2 separate regions of the Homo sapiens genome follow, and region 1 is linked to region 2. The links are chromatin loops, found by intact Hi-C in ENCODE. Cell type or tissue: endothelial cell of umbilical vein. All regions are shown on one strand.

Evidence for each region. Hi-C counts contacts between places; a loop is a spot of excess contacts. Peaks named below come from ENCODE experiments on the same cell type or tissue, not always from the same donor. Only the 100,000 strongest peaks of a DNase experiment are listed, where the experiment ranks them.
Region 1: it touches region 2 in a loop (7-fold over the local background); 15 of 110 quality-filtered maps call a loop at or near these places.

Annotation. Positions count from the first base shown.
Region 1 is chrX:100,509,133-100,517,132 of GRCh38, reverse strand. No RefSeq gene overlaps it. Among named protein-coding and RNA genes, the nearest start is that of TNMD, 72 kb to the left of the region's middle. In endothelial cell of umbilical vein, a CTCF peak has its summit at 4,474; no DNase peak of the experiment used is centred here.
Region 2 is chrX:100,667,282-100,675,281 of GRCh38, reverse strand. SRPX2 (sushi repeat containing protein X-linked 2) reads right to left here. Exons shown (of 11, transcript NM_014467.3): 9 at 7,875-8,000; 10 at 5,913-6,034; 11 at 1-4,475. The coding sequence ends at 4,295. It overlaps SYTL4 (synaptotagmin like 4), which reads left to right. Exons shown (of 20, transcript NM_001370165.1): 20 at 1-791. Among named protein-coding and RNA genes, the nearest start is that of SRPX2, 27 kb to the right of the region's middle. In endothelial cell of umbilical vein, a CTCF peak has its summit at 3,982 (motif pointing left); DNase peaks (open chromatin) are centred at 1,551 and 3,921; H3K27ac peaks cover 2,839 bases.

The sequences.
Region 1 (8,000 bases), 160 kb after region 2:
CCTACCCTAAATACTACCTCTTTTGGGAAGTCTTTCTCATTTCCCTGGCTGAAATTAATCTCCTCATCTTCTGTGAATCCAAATGATTGTGTTTGTAACATCTGTTGTAACAGCTATCATATTCTTTTGTACTATAATGCTTTTCTTATATCCTCTATGAGATATGGTTTCTGTCTCCAAGTAGCTTACCATCTTGTCAATGAATTAATTTTTAATTAATTTTTGCTTTATTTTTGTGCCACTCATAGTTCTCTGCAGGAAGTAGATGCTCACTAAATGCATATTGATCATAATTGGACAAAATAAATGGAAATAACAATACCCTATATGTCTACAGAACTTTAAAAACTTGTTATAGCTCCACTGTAACAAGGATTTTATTTGATGCTTCTAACATTCTTGTAAACAAATTTTCACTGGATAGATGAAAAATCTGAGACACAGAGAATATGGGTGACTTTCTCTAAGTAATACATCTTGTTGGGGGTGTAAACTGGTACAGATTATATGTAAATTAATTTTGACATGTATGTATACATACAAACACACACGTTTCTTTCCTTCTTTCCTCTTGTTCTTTCTCTCATTTTCTCTCTCTCATCTATATATCTAAAGAATCTTAAAAACACTCTTACTCTTGACTGAATGGGTGCATTGATTGGAATCTATCTTAAGAAAGTAACTTGAAATACAGCAGGTTTGTGGAAGGATGCTCATCACAGTGTTACTTACCAGAGTGAAAGTCTGTAAGTAGCTTAAAATGCCCCCGAAGAGGAAAGTAGTTAAATACATATGGTACGTACATGCAATAAAATATTTTATTTTTGATGATTTAATCCATTTATTTTCAGTCTTTTTCTCTTCATTAATATAGCTTAAAGATAACAAGATGTGATGCTGGCATAGTATAGAGATATAGATCAATGAAATAAAATTGAAAGTGCTGAAATATGCTTTAATATTTATGATCAATTGATTTTTTACAAAGGGACCATGACAATTCACTGAACACAGAATAGCATTTTCAACAGATAGTGCTGAGACAATGGATACCCATATACAAAAGAGTAAATTTGAAACCCCATAGTACACCATACACAAAAATTAACTCAAAAGGGATCATAGACCTACATGTAAGATGTAAAAGTATAGAACTCTTACAAGGAGACATAGGAGTAAATTTTTTGTGACCTTGGGTTAAGCAGCATTTTCTTAGATATGATACGAATAACAGCAGCCATTAAAAAAAAAAAGATAACTGAATTTCATTAAAGTTACAATTTTTGTCTTTTAAATGATATTGAAAAGGTGAAAAGATAGCTCCCAGACTGGGAGAAAATATTTGTAAAGTCATATATAAGACTTGGAACTGGTATCCAGAACATGTAAAGAACTCAGTAATAAAAAGACAACTCAATTTTTAAAAACAAAAACAGGCAAAGGTTTGAATAGACGTTTTTCTCCAAAGAAGATATACAAATGGCCAATAGCATGTGAAAAGATGCTCAATATCATTAGTCATTAAGAAAATGAAAATCAAAATCATAAAGTGATACCACTTCATACATACTAGAATGGCAATAATAAATGATAGATAACAACAAGTGCTGGTGAGAATGTGGAGAAATTGTGACCCTCATACATTGCTGGTATGTATGTAAAATGGTGCAGTCTCTGTGGAAAACAGTTTGACAGTTTCTCCAAAAGTTAAACCTAGTATAAACATATGACCTAGCAATTCCACTCCTAGTTATCAAAAAAGTAAAACATGTTCACACAAAAACTCGCAGCATTATCCATAATGGCTGATAAATGAAAAGAAGCCAAAATGTCCATCAACTGATGAATGGGTAAATAAAATGTGTTATATCCACACAATGGAATATCATTCATTCATAAAAAATTAAATTACGGATACATACTACATGGATGAAACTTGAAAATACTGTTAAATGAAAGAAATCACAAGACTGCATATGGTATGATCTCATGTATATGAAATTTCTACAATGGCAAATCCATACAGATGAAAAGTAGTCTAGTGGTAGTCTAGGGCTGAAGATGGGGATGGGAGGATGGGAGAGGACTTTCTTTGCGATGATGAAAATGTTTTAAAATTAGATCATGGTGATGGTTGCACAGCTCCGTAAATATACTAATAACCATGGAATTGTTCACTTTAAATGGATGAACTTTATGGTGTGTAAATTATATTATTAAAGCCATTAAAATAGCATCATACAATGCATGTTTTCTATAAATGGTTTTATTCAATCATCAATTTATTGTTAATATATTTCATGCTAATAAATATTTCTACAATATTTAAAAATCTTTGTTTTCTACTCATTACAGAAGCAATGCATGTTTATTGGAAAAACCTCAAGGAATATAGAAATATGTAACAGAAAAATCATAGTTTTCTTTCTTTTTTTTTTTTTTTTTTTGAGACAGAGTCTTGTTCTGTCGCCTAGGCTGGAGTGCAGTGTCACGATCTTGGCTCACTGCAAGCTCTGCCTCCCGGGTTCACGCCATTCTCCTGCCTCAGCCTCCCGAGTAGCTGGGACTACAGGAGCCCACCACCACGCCTGGCTAATTTTTTGTATTTTTTAGTAGAGACGGGGTTTCACCGTGTTAGCCAGGATGGTCTCGATCTCCTGACCTCGTGATCTGCCCACCTTGGCCTGTCAAAGTGCTGGGATTACAGGCGTGAGCCACCCATCCGAGCCCATAGTTTTCTTGTAATTTTATTATTCAACAATATGCTTAGTGGCTGCTTAGTATTATGTTGTATGGTTGTGCGATAATCTACTTAGTTAATTTCATATTATTTTTATTTAGCAATAGATTGGAAACAATCTGTAATAAATCACAGTTATGAACATCTTTGTGCATGTATTGTGGTGCAATGGCCCAATTATATTGTTAGAATGAATTCCTACAAACATATTTGCTAAAGTGTATGTATATTTTTAAGGTTTTCAAAATTATGCACTGCAAATTTTATCCAAAAAAAAATACTAATTTGTATTCTAATCAGTAGTATTTGTCTGTTTCCTCTCATTTTTTCCAACCATGGTTATTATTTCTTTTTTAAAAACATTTTTTGTCAGTTTGATAGATAAAAATGGTGTCATTTTAGCTTGAAATTATCTTTTATTACTAGTTAAATACTTTTTTCATAAACTTTTGGCCATTTGTATTCATTTATGAATTGCTCTTTAAGCCTTTTGCTCATTTTTAAAATGGAAGTTTCATCTTTTCTTCAAGATTACATTGAACAAAATAATAGAATAATATTCAGCCAATAAAAATGTTTTATGGAAAGTTTTTAATGCTTATTTTCAATGTTAAGTGAAAAAACAGGATAGAAAATTGTATTTATCATACCAGCTCAACTGTATAAAATAGATTATGCTTTGGGAAAGACTAAAAAAATGTTTTTCGAGTAATCATCTTTAGATAGTAGGTTTAGATGGTTTTTATGTTCTTTAAACTTTGTATTTCCCCTGTTTTCTACAACGGACATGTGTTATTTTTATAATTAAGCAAATTTTTTTTTCTTTCAAATCACAGAGTTGATTTTTGGCTAAACCAGGGCCAGACTCATTGCCCTGCTCCACCCTCTCTACCTTAGGCCTCTAGAAAAGTGTTGTCAGAGGTAGAAGAAGAATCAATGGTAGGAAAGGAAAGTAAAGAATTTCAAGAAGGAGGTGTCGTAGGAGGATGTACTTATTCCCGAGATGCATGTTGAGGAACTTAAGGTTCAAGTATAATAATATCTGCAACTTAGGAAACGTATGCTGAAGTATCTAGAGTGCCATGATATCTGGAAAGAGAGAGGGGAAGTTGGAAAGGGAGGGAGAGGGAGCAAGGGAGAATGAAAGAAGGATGGAGGAAGTATGGTAACAGGTTAAATAGTCAATCTAAGTGAAAGTATGTGGCTGCTCTTTGTGGTATTCTTTCAATTTTTTGTAGGTTTGAAACATTTCAAAATAAAGAAGTTGGGAAAATTGCGAGGAAAAAAAGGAGAAAGTTAATTACCTCGCAAATGTTTCAGAGAAATGAATTAGGATGAGCCCTAAGAAGAGGCAGTTGGGTTTAGCTAGTAGGAAATCACTGGGGAGGTTAATGAAATAATAATTTTAGAAGGGTTGGGTAGGGAAGATGGCAAAGGGTTGGAAAGTGAGTGCGATATGAGATAGTGGAGTCAGTCAATGGTGTCAACCAAGAATTTGAGCAATAGGGAAAAGGGAGTCAGGAAATTGGCCTAAGAGGCAACAAAATGTTGGAAAAGTTTTTAATATTGTTATTAATTTTCAACTAATTATAGATTCATATTAATATTAAATTAATATTTGACCTTTCTCCCCCTCCACACATGTCTTTCCTGATATATAAAATGATGAATTAGAAAAATCAATGAAAAGAATAGGAGAATAAAATGCACAATGCTACCATCTAGAGTATTCACTGAGAATTACACCCAGTGTTTGACAATGCAGGTGACTTGCTTTGGGCCTCTGAGTTTGTGTGTGTTCGTGTGTTTGTTTCTTTGTGTAAGCCATGTAGGGGAGTGAGAAATATTTTGGGAGAAGCCCAGTGTTTGGGGACCAATATTTTGATCCCTGAATAAAACATTTCAAATTTTGATGAAGTCCTAAAATTTGATTTTAAGCTAGGTGAGACATTTTAACAATCTTTAACCTCAACAGTGCTTTGGCAATGAACTGAAACATTTTGGAAGAAGAGACAGTTCTAGGATCACCCTAAGTACAAGCATTAAGAGGGTTATTATGTTTAGCTGGGAGAATGGGAAATTCCACCTGAAGTTTCTTTTTAGCTTCAAAAAACGTCAATCTTTTCAGCTAGCTTGAAGCCAAGTGTTAACCGGATAATGGTGAAGGTGCATATAGAAATGCACTCTGGGGGGATGGTAGGCAGAGTAATTTAGGGTAGGCAGGAGCTGGATTTTGAGGTGTATGTAGTTGAAGATGGGGTGGACAGGAAAAGTTGCAGGTGGACAGAATATTGAGTACGAAGGCAGAAAAGCACAGGGCACGTTTGGAGAACAGGGATCAGTTCTGTTGTGGCTAGAATAGGAGAAAGAAAGGGAGAGAAGGTGAGGAAGTGGATTGGCATATGGATATGCCTCTCTTCTCTTCCCCCAGCAAGAAGATTCAGTTCTTGAAAATAGGGGGCTTCATCTTTTGTCTCTCTAAGGGCCTAACCCTTGGCTGGGTACACAGTAGAAGTTTAATAAATGTTGGTTGATCAGACCATCAGCTAATACCATTGTGCACTTCTATCTCCTAAGAGTTTGGCTGTCAGACTAGGAATAGGGGTAGATGCTGGGATTTAGCTACTGGAGACATGGCTCTGGTGCTTGAAATCAGGCAAGTGCAACTCCCAGCTAACATCCAGAGCAGCACATCTCAGATCACCTGGGCACCTTGTTAACACGCAGATTCTGATTTATGTCTGGAATGGGGGCTGTGATTCTGCATTTCTAATGACCTCCCAGGTGATGCTTATATTACTAGTCTGGGGATCACACATTAGCAAGAATTTAAAGGGCCTCCAACCCCTACTCCTTGAGCTTTGAAGACTCCAGACTCCTAAATGATTGGGCACAAGTAATGATTCTTCACTTAGTACAGCTGATGAAAAAGCTCAAATCAAATATATTACCTTGTGAAGATTTCCTGCCTCCAGAATTGTTGAGATACACTACGCTGTTGGCATCCTATTTGTGCCAACTTTTTATTACCTTTCCCAGGTAAGTACGGGTCTATCATACCTACACAGTGTAATCTAGTATTTTGTTTTTATTCTCCAAATATGGACTTATCTGGACATTCCTTCTGTCTAAATTCCATGCCCATTTTCCCTTAAATAATTACAAGGCTGTGTTTTTCAGGCCAATAGCTCACACAAGGGGTTGTCAAACTGTAGTCTCTGCTATTCTGAAAATGATTCTTGTTATATAAAGAAATATGGCTGTAACAACATAAGTTGTGCTTTTTGGTGTTTGTTAACTTTTATTTATTTCATTATTTTTCTCATCCTTTGTTCAGGCTAAGCCGTGTAATTTTAATATTGATTATTGCCGTTGTGAGGGTCAGAATTGGTAGGAATGGTCTTCATTATGAAAATGAAAGTGATGGTAAAGAGTTGCATAAATTAATTGGTTTCTGGTTAATTATACAACTACACATTTCAGCTAGGTGAAGGCAAGAAAGGTCAGGGTGCTGACTGAATACACTATTATAGTCTTACCAAGAAGGATACTCGTCTTTAAGATGAGATTAGACTTTTTTCCCTCAAGACATATTATGAGAAACATAGGTCTAACAATGAGATGGTCACATAGTCTGGAGTTGGAGGCAAAAAGAGGCTGCCTCTTCAACCCTCCACCAGAACCCTGGCCTTTTCTCTTCTTTCAGTGTTTGGATCATTCATCTGTTCAGATTCTCAGTATAACTTTGCACGGCCCCTTATCTGCCTAACTTTAGACACTGGGAATAGCAAGGATCTGGCCAGCAACCTCTGACAACTGGGGATACATTCTCATGTGTGGCTGAGGGAAGATAGTTCCTGCTGATACATACATACATGTATATGTACATGTATATGTATATATTCAAATAATTAACATAAGAAAAAATGAGAAAATTTTCCTTTTGCATTTAAATCCATTTTTCTTTCAAGGGCTAAAGCAATTGTCACACTTTCTTCTCTCCCCAAGGGGTGTGGGATGCCCTAATCACTAGCATGACAACATAAAACCACACGAGTTTTCTGTTAGGAGGGATTGAGCTCTTTACAAGAACCTTTGTGCTCAATGGCCTAGAGAGCTTTCCCTATAAGCTCAAGTCTAGAAGACATCAAATAAAACAAAGGCCTTATGATTCCTGGCTATTTTTCAAATGTAGTTCTTTTTGATCTTAGTGAGGATTCTAAGCAAATGTTAGTCCTCCTTCCTTCCTTTTTTCTTTCTTTGCTTCCAGATATACATGTTTAAAAATTACAAAAGAGCTATTACGTTGTGAAGAAATTTCAGTGTTACAGAAGTGAGGATCCACCATGCCATTAATCTTACTCCCCAGAGGTAACTATTATTGATAGATTGGAATAACTTCAGAATTTTCATATGCATATCAAAAATGTATATATTCAGACATATATAAATTAGTTTTGGCTTATAAACATTGAATAATATTTTATAGGCTCTTCTGTACTTTTCATTGGTCAATATCATGGATGCTTTTCCATGTAAATACATATAGGTTTCTCTCATTCTATGACCCCATAGTATTCCATTGTCTTAATCTATGTAACCATTCTCTCATTAACAGAAATTTCACTTATTCCAGTTTTTATACACATTATGCTACAACAGATATGTTTGTACAACAGAAGCTTTTGTGTAGCATAAATTTTCTAGAAATGAAAATCTTGAGTCAACATGTCTGCACATTTCAATGTTAGAATTTATCAAATTTTCTTTTAAAAAGGCTGTACCAACTTAAACTCCAAAGAACAAATCAATGTATAAGAAAGTCTGTTTCCTAGAACCCTTACCTATACTGGGTATTTCAGTGCTTTAATTTTTGCCAGTTTGAATAATGGTATTTTGGCATTCTTTTAATATATATTTCATTCATAATTGTTGAGTCTGAGCATCTTTGCTGTATGTTTGATGGCCATTTACATTCTTTCTTTTGAAGAATCTACTTCCATGAGGAATCAAAGTGAGCAAACAAGCCAGCTTTTGAGATAGAGCTCTGGTAATGAGAATTTGTCACCTCTGTTGCCTCAGAAAAATCAAAAGGCAAGTGTTTCTATTTATTAGAAATGCAAATGTGTTTCTTTAAATGGTAAAAACTAAAAGTAGAATGCACTATGCAGATACATAGACTGGCCTCATAGTATATTTTTGAGATACTAAGGCAATCAAACAGAGGAAAACATGAGGAATAAGATTGCTGGTGAAGCTA
Region 2 (8,000 bases):
CCAGTGAGAGCTTCTAGCTGATCTCAGAGGACCAGAGTGACTGAGGGTAAAGTGTCTCACAGCCCATGCTGAATTTTCTGCATTTTAAACTGATACTGCAGTCATTGGAGAGAGAGCTCCTCATTTCTCGAATGAAAGATGAGATATATTCATCCTCATGTACCACATCTGTCTTAGTGTTTGCGTCTGGGGTGTGTTATCAAACAGAGCATGGTCTACATCCCACTGTGTCAACCAGAAGAGCCAAGTGTTATCTCAATTGGCCCAGTGTTTCTCCAGGCTGGGGACTGTTAAGGGCTCTAAGGGAATGTAGACAGAGTCTCCCTGTTATTCTGACTTCCTGCTTGATGAGCTTTCAGTTCCTGTTTTTGCTATTGTTTCCTAAATTTGACCTACATATTACATGGGTGTAGTGTGTTGAGGCTTTTCAAAGAAGGGTCTAGTGAGCTAAGTTTCATCTTCTGGTACTCATTGATCAAACTGACCTTTCTATTCTCATAAGCGTTTCTACCCAAAGTTGTGTGTGGAAGGAGTGTATAGCAGAGAGGAAATCCCTTTCAACAGAGTCAGCTGCTAACTGATTTCCTATAAGCACACTGGATTAAGGGCAGCCACAGTGGTTTCTACTGTATGTATGAACCGAATGGAGGAATGTTTTCAAAGATTGATTTGGTGTGGATTGCAATTGTAATGGAAGGCATAACTTGGGATCCCGGGCTGTAACTTGCTCTTTTGTTTCCCACCCCCCTGACATGTATGTGTGCTTTAATAAAGCTTTCTCACTTGTCAAACGTTTGTGTTTGTTAGTTCTATAAATGCTTTTGTCTCTGATGTCCTCACTGTTGCTTTTCCCCTGGCTTGAAGGATAAGAACCAAAGTGATAAATGCTCTTCCCTAACCATCCTATGCTGATTGAAGAAAATTCACCTTTCCCCGCATTGCTGCCTGATACCTTAAATGCCTGATACTTTCGCTGAGCTTGATCCCTCGTCCTTTGTATTTGGTATCTAAGGAGAACACTGAGAAATCATCTTTAAAGTGGCACCACTTTTCTATCTTGTAACAAAGGAACTCTTCCTTTAGCTTTGCAGACCCTCCTATACTGGAGGAAGGAGAGAGATGTTCATACAGGAGGTGAGGGGAGACATTCCCTGCTATAAGCACTTCTTTCTGGATCCTTCAATTTCTCTGGGAGGCGGGGACTTTTTCTTTTACTCCTCCTACCATTATGTAGTTTTGAGAGAGAAATAACACAGGTGCCAAGTAACCCAGCTCAGAAATAAGGCTCTTGATTTCTAGGTAGAACCCAAGCAATTCTTGACCTCTTGTGCAAAAGGGCATTAATATATATCAAATGCTTTTTATGTGCAAGGCTTCATATACTATTTCTTTAATTTCTCCAACCACTTTATGAAGTAGGAAATCTTCCCTTTTTACAGATGAGGAAACTCAAGCCTACTGTCACGTGACAGAGTTGGGCTTTGAATCAAAGTCTGACTCTACTGCACCATGTGGCCTCCTGTGAGAATGGTATGTGTGTTATGGGTGAAGGGTCAAAGGAAGACGTGACTCATCTCTTCTAAAATATCTTAAATAAGTTCAATTTACAAAAAGTAGGACAATCAGAATGCTTTGGATATTACCTAGCCAACTTAGTGACTGTACTGCTTGTGAGTGAGTGTGTGTGTATGTGAGAGAGAGAGAGACAGAGAAATAGGGGAGAGGAATAGGCAGGATAAGAGAGAATGGGGCAGTGGGGAGAAGTGGGGGAGAGGTGGGCAGAGAGAGAGGTACAATATATACAGGGGTCGGGCTAGCCCCTTTGGGTCTGGCTGTGGGTCATATTCTGCTGCTGTCTCTCCCCTACTTTAGGAGTTGGGATTTCTCAAATCCTCATCTTCAAAGGACTACAAAGGAGGTTACTGTAAAACTTTACCTAAAGAAAGCAAGACTGACTTGACTATTCAAAATGAAATGAAACAAAAGCTCCTCAGTTGCATATAAATGTTCCTTGAGTCAGGTCCAGGTGGAGCTCTGTTCAGGAGGTAGTAGGCCTCCGCTGTTTGGGCCTTTGACCTGCTAGTATGTCCTGGCTTGCCCCATTTGAAGTGTTAGTGATAAAGACAACGAAGGGCATTCATCTCGCCCAAGGTGCAGTCTTTGCCTTTGGAACCACAGAGCTAGTCTGACCAGAAATTTCCCACATGAACTCATTGTATCTGCCTCTGCCCATAACTTGCCTGCTGCCTCTCACAGTTCCCATATTTCCCTGGAGGGAAGAGGGAGAAGGGACCTTTTTGCTCCAACTTTGAACATTTCCTCCATGTTCCATTCTACCCAGCAACTCCCTAATTTTTTATATTGCATTTTAAAAATGAGATTTCCACTAAAATCCCAGTGGAAGGAGATTCTCTCTGACTCACTGCTCCCCCAATTTGTTCTGGGCTCATGATTTATGTCCCATCACTCCGCTTTCAAGACTGAATTTTCTCAGGTTGAGACCCTTTCATTTCCATTTCCCTCTTTCCTCCTGAGCCCACTCTGAGCCTTGTGTCTGGGTAGGATTATAGAACATGGAAAGTTTCTCCTTGCTTACAGCTTTCAGTTGTCTTTAAATGGAAAGTAGGAAAAGAAGTAGCGTCAGGATGGCATAATGTCTAAGAAGAACATTGCCTCTAGAGCCAGGCTGCTGGTGTTGAAATCCTGACTCTGCCACTTACTAGCTGTCTGATCTTAGGCAAATTACCTAATCTCACTCAGCTTCAATTTCCTCATCTGTAAAATGGGGTTAATAACAGTACCTACCTCATAGGGTTCTTGTGAAGGCTTCGGAGTCAATCAGTAGAGTGTTTAGAACAGCACCTGGCACATAGTGCTTGAGCATTATGAGCTCTGCCTCCCCACCCAGCCTGCTTCCTTCTCCCCTCAAGTCATCCACTGATGACCCCCTGAGTAAAGCTGAAGGAGAGAGGCTGCTGAGTCTTAGCTATGACTCTGGGTTCCATGACTGTATGAAAGAAGGCTCTCAGCAGCAAGGGAGAGAACACTTGTCTTTCAGACACTGGCACACCATTGAGAGGGACTGCAGTCAGAGCAGGGATCTGTGTGTGGCTCCACCTCGAATTTTAGGCCTGGTAAGGCTTGATTTTGTGCTGCTATAGCTCCCACCTGCTCTGTGCTCATCTCTCAAAAGGGGACAAGTATCTGAAGAAGTTAATACATGAGGCTGAGTCTGTTTTTCTTTTCTTTCCCTACGACCTGCAGTGGTGGTTTTGAAGTTTCCTAAGTAACAAGCTGGGGACTCCTCTGAGGAAGGGAGAGAATCGTTTGCCTTCTGCTACAGAAACGGGAGGCCTCAGGAAGAAGGGGTTCTTGCCCGTGAGCCAGCTGGAGGGCCCCAGAGAACATTCTGCTCTGATTGGATACATCTTACCAAGCTCTCTCCCACTGCAGGGTTTTTCTAACAGTGAAGCAATGGTTCAGATAACATTTGCTGCCCAGTGCCCTAGAAGGGGAAATGACAAACAAGTTCAAGAATGTTTTGGGCTGGGCGTGGTGGCTCACGCCTGTAATCCCAGCACTTTGGGAGGCCGAGGCGGGTGGATCGCGAGGTCAGGAGATAGAGACCATCCTGGCTAACATGGTCAAAACCCGTCTCTACTAAAAATACAAAACGTTAGCCGGGTGTGGTGGTGGGCGCCTGTAGTCCCAGCTTCTCGGGAGGCTGAGGCAGGAGAATGGCATGAACCCAGGAGACGGAGCTTGCGGTGAGCCAAGATCGCGCCACTGCACTCCAGCCTGGGCGCAAGGCAAGACTCCGTCTCAAAAAAAAAAAAAAAAGGATGTTTTGTACCCTGCTACCCACCCCTCATCCTGTAAGGAAAATCCAGCTACACTTGCTTAAAGTGTAAGCTGGTTTCTGTTGTGCTCGTGCTGCCCTCTGCTGTCACCTCAGGGTAGAGGAACCAGTTAAAACAGCCAGTTCATCACTGAATTTAGGATTTACTTTTCTGAAAGACTTTGGAGAGCTGGGCAGGGGCCCGGGTTAGGAAAGGAAGAACTTCTACCCCCAACCCACTGCCCAAGGCCTGTCCTCAGTCCCTACCTAGCTTCTAGGGAAACTATTACACAGTCCTAAAAGGATGCCTGGAAACACCGCAGGATTTGTCAAACTCACCCACCTCAGAGTCCTGTCCCTAGAACTGTGGGAAAACATTTCCTCCTTTTATTAGGTCCCAGTTTCAGCTAACTAGAGGAGCTTTTCCCTTGACTTTAACCATGCCCTGGCTCAAGTTCACTCGCATATGTCCCTTTGCTCCCGACGCTGGGTCAACTCCTGATTGCTCAGTAGGTAGTCATCAATGAATGTGAAGATTTCCTCGGGGGTGACAGGTTCCATGTAGCGGTCTCGGTCAATACCCTGCTTGTCAATCAACACCATGTTGAAGTAGGAGCGAGTGAGGCGCTGAAATTGCCTAGAGAGAACAGCCCAGGGAGGTATGAGACCTTGTCTGGGCACCCATCCCCACAGGCTCTACTACCCTCTGACTTTTTGCAGCTCCACTCATGGACTAATTCCTTCCCCACCTCATCCCTGGTCCCCATTCCCTCTACTTCCTGTCTCAAGTCGCTTTGTTTTTCTGTGTTCAGATTCTACTCTTGCTGCCTCTATGCATCTAGTTCTGCTAAGCTGTCCCTTCCTCACCTCAGCTGCAACAACTTTGTTATTAACAGGCGGTGCTTTCATTGTAGGCCCCTTTAAGCAGGGCTATCACATATTGCTGTGCAGGCTGCACAGGGTGACTCCAGGGGCCACCCGCTGCAGAGACTGTGCTGTGTATGCACATCATACATGGCAGCCCTTAGGTTGATAAATACCTTCTGGTTAACTCTTCCATCTGTAGCTGCAAGTCTGCAGTCTCCCTCTGAGGGTTTTCTAGTCTCTTCTCTAACTAGGACTGAATCTTTCTGTCCCCACTGAGACTGTGCCCTAGAGGCAGGTATAGTTTCTCTATCATTTAGAGGCACTGCTCTAAAACAGAGCAGTGATGGCTTTATTGGCCCTGAATATATGTGAAGGCATTAGAAGGGTGATACTGGATAGATAATGAGAAAGACCCACTTCTTCCATCACCTGTCACCTCTAATGTTCTCTTCCCCAGGATTTGATAGATCTTACTCAGATTTCAGTGCTTAAAGATGCCTTTTGCGGCCAGGCATGGTGGCTCATGCCTGTAATCCCAGCAGGTTGGGAGGCGGAGGTGGGCAGATCACCTGAGGTCAGGAGTTTGAGACCAGCCTGGCCAATATGGCGAAACCTGTCTCTACTAAAAATACAAAAATTAGCTGGGTGTGGTGGTGCACACCTGTAATCCCAGCTACTCGGGAGGCTGAGGCAGGAGAATCACTTGAATCTGGGAGGTGGAGGTTTCAGTGAGCTGAAATCGTGCCATTGCACTCCAGCCTGGGCGACAAGAGCAAAACTGTGTCTCAAAAAAAAAAAAAAAAAAAAGATGGCTTTTGCTCCTTTGGAGACTGAAGGCAAAGAGATGAGGCCAGAAAACAAGAGCAGGGGCTTATCTGAGTCAAGTTTGGGTTTACTGTCTCAGCCCTGGCTGTGCTTCAGAGTCCCCTCAGGTGCCTTTGTAAAAGCACATTCCTAAGGTGGTTTAGGATGGGGCCTGGTCATCTGTATTTTAAGCCCTCATTTGATTCTGATGTTCTACCAAAGTAAAGAAACTACTCTCTGGTCTTACCTAATGCATCCATAAGAGTTCAAACGCAAGAAGTGCCGCAAGAGAGTAGTGTCTGATGGTTTCCCCATAGTCCGCTTTTGCCAGTGTCCTGCCTAGGGTTTCTCCCCCCGCCCCAGCCCCCCCTCCCCCCAAGTTTGGCAGCCTCCCAGCCTGGACCTGAGCTCCTCGATGATGTTGGCTGACAGCTGTTGCTCCCGGATGCGCCCCACCTCCTGAGGTGGCTGTCCCACCAGTTCAATGATGGTCACATGCCGCAAATCCAGTCCACAGGTGGATTGCTGGGAGGGAGACAGAACATTTTATGCAACAGAGCTGTGCGTTCAAACCTAAGGCTACTTGGCTGATTCCTCCTGGGACCATATGAAGCAGTGTGGGAAAGGAGCTCCTTCTCCCCCAATGATCACGCAATCACACTGTGGGGTCTACAACAACCTGTTCCCTCTGTCATTCCTGAAGTACTTGCCCCAACAGTGTTTCCTTCATTCTACTGAAACCAGTTACACAAAGTGGGGTAGAGAAGAGAAATGCAATGAGTAAATTGCAGGAACATAATCATTTAGCTTTGCATAGGTTTTAAATTACATAAGTTCTTGATGGATAGCCAATGTGATATGATAATGGCTGTTGTTTATTGAATACACAAACCTAATGCTTTGTAGACATAATCTAATCTTCACAACACCCCTCACAAGCCAGGTGGTGACAATAACATGCTGAGCCAAGATTCAAACTGAGGACTGATGCCCCCTGCCCAAGCGTGTGCTCTTTACCAATAGGCTACCTGGCCAGGGCCTTCGCTCGGTCTCCAGGATTTCTCCAAAATTGTGCCCAGTGCTCTTTTCATTACCCCTTGTTACCTTCCTTGCACTGGGCAGTGCAGCTTGCAGTCCTACCCCAGATCTCTGTCCTGCCTTGTCTTGCAGGATCACCTGCTAGCCATTTACCAGGGTGAGGTTTAAAGAGGCCTTGAATACTCCCCGGCACCCCACCTCTGTTTCATCTTTGGGCTTCCCCTCTAGTCCTTACCCTCAGAGTCACTATGCTTGCTGACAGGTTCCTTTTCTTGTTCTTACTCCCTTGCTTCCAAAGGAACTGTTGCCTTTGTCAGTCTTTTTGGATCTCTAGATGAATAAGGCCCTCTTTTTGGTCTAGACCCTCCAGGGTCCTTTTTTTTTTTTTTTTCTTTTTTTTTTTTTTTGTAAAACTGCTTCCATCCTGGGCCTCTGAATATTCACTAGGCAACTTCTAAGATTCAATCTTTAGAAGCCTCCTAAGTAGCTTTTTCTCCCACGTGGGTATCCAGCCCCTTGTAGCTCCCCAGAGCTGCTTCTCTTAGTCTTGTCAGCACATCCTGAATTATCTTCAGTAACCTAGCCTGTTCTTTTATAAGTCCCCATAATCATATTTATTCTGTCCTATCGACCTCTCCCTACCAGTGGCTTTGGCTAGGTATCTCTTATGTTAAAAACTGCCATGCAACTCTCTCATTTTACTTTGAGATATCATAACGCTTTTCCTTCTTTTTTGCTACTGGTAGTGGCTAAGAGGACAGATTCTGCAGCCAGACTCCCTGTGTTCAATCCCAGCTCCACCACTTACTAGCTAGTGACCTTGGGCAAGTGACTTAATCTCTATGCATCAGTTTCCTCACCTATTCAATGGGGATAACGATAGTATCCACCTCCAAAGGGTTGTTGTGAGAATTGGATGAATATGTGTAAAACCCATAGATCAGTACTGGATAGCTACATAGCACTTACTGCATAAGTGTTTGTTAGCGCTGTTATTCCTTGAAAACATAAATGTACTTAATTCCCAACATTTACATTTGATCATAGCTGTCTTGCAAGTCTCTTCAGAGTGCTTTGCCACACTCCCTTCCCATCTTTCACCCAGCTCCCTGCAAGTCACAGCCACCACTCCAGTGACTTTATTGCCTTTTCAGTAAAAACAGTTTTTTAAATGTGCTAAATATGTCTATGGTAAAACTGATCAAATGCTATCCACAAAAAGTTTCAGGAAGTAGGTAAGGTTTGTGCTGCAGAGAACAACTCTGATTTGGAAAAGGTAAGGGATAATTTACAGGAGCTAAGCCCTCTTTAGGGGAGTGGGCCTTACCTGTAGCATAGAGATCTGCATTTTATAATATCGGTTGGAAGGATCAGGAGCTGAGATGATGAGGAGTCGCTGTTTCTCATAGAATTGATCCAAGAGACCAGCAGCTGAGTTGACGTTGACGTTAAT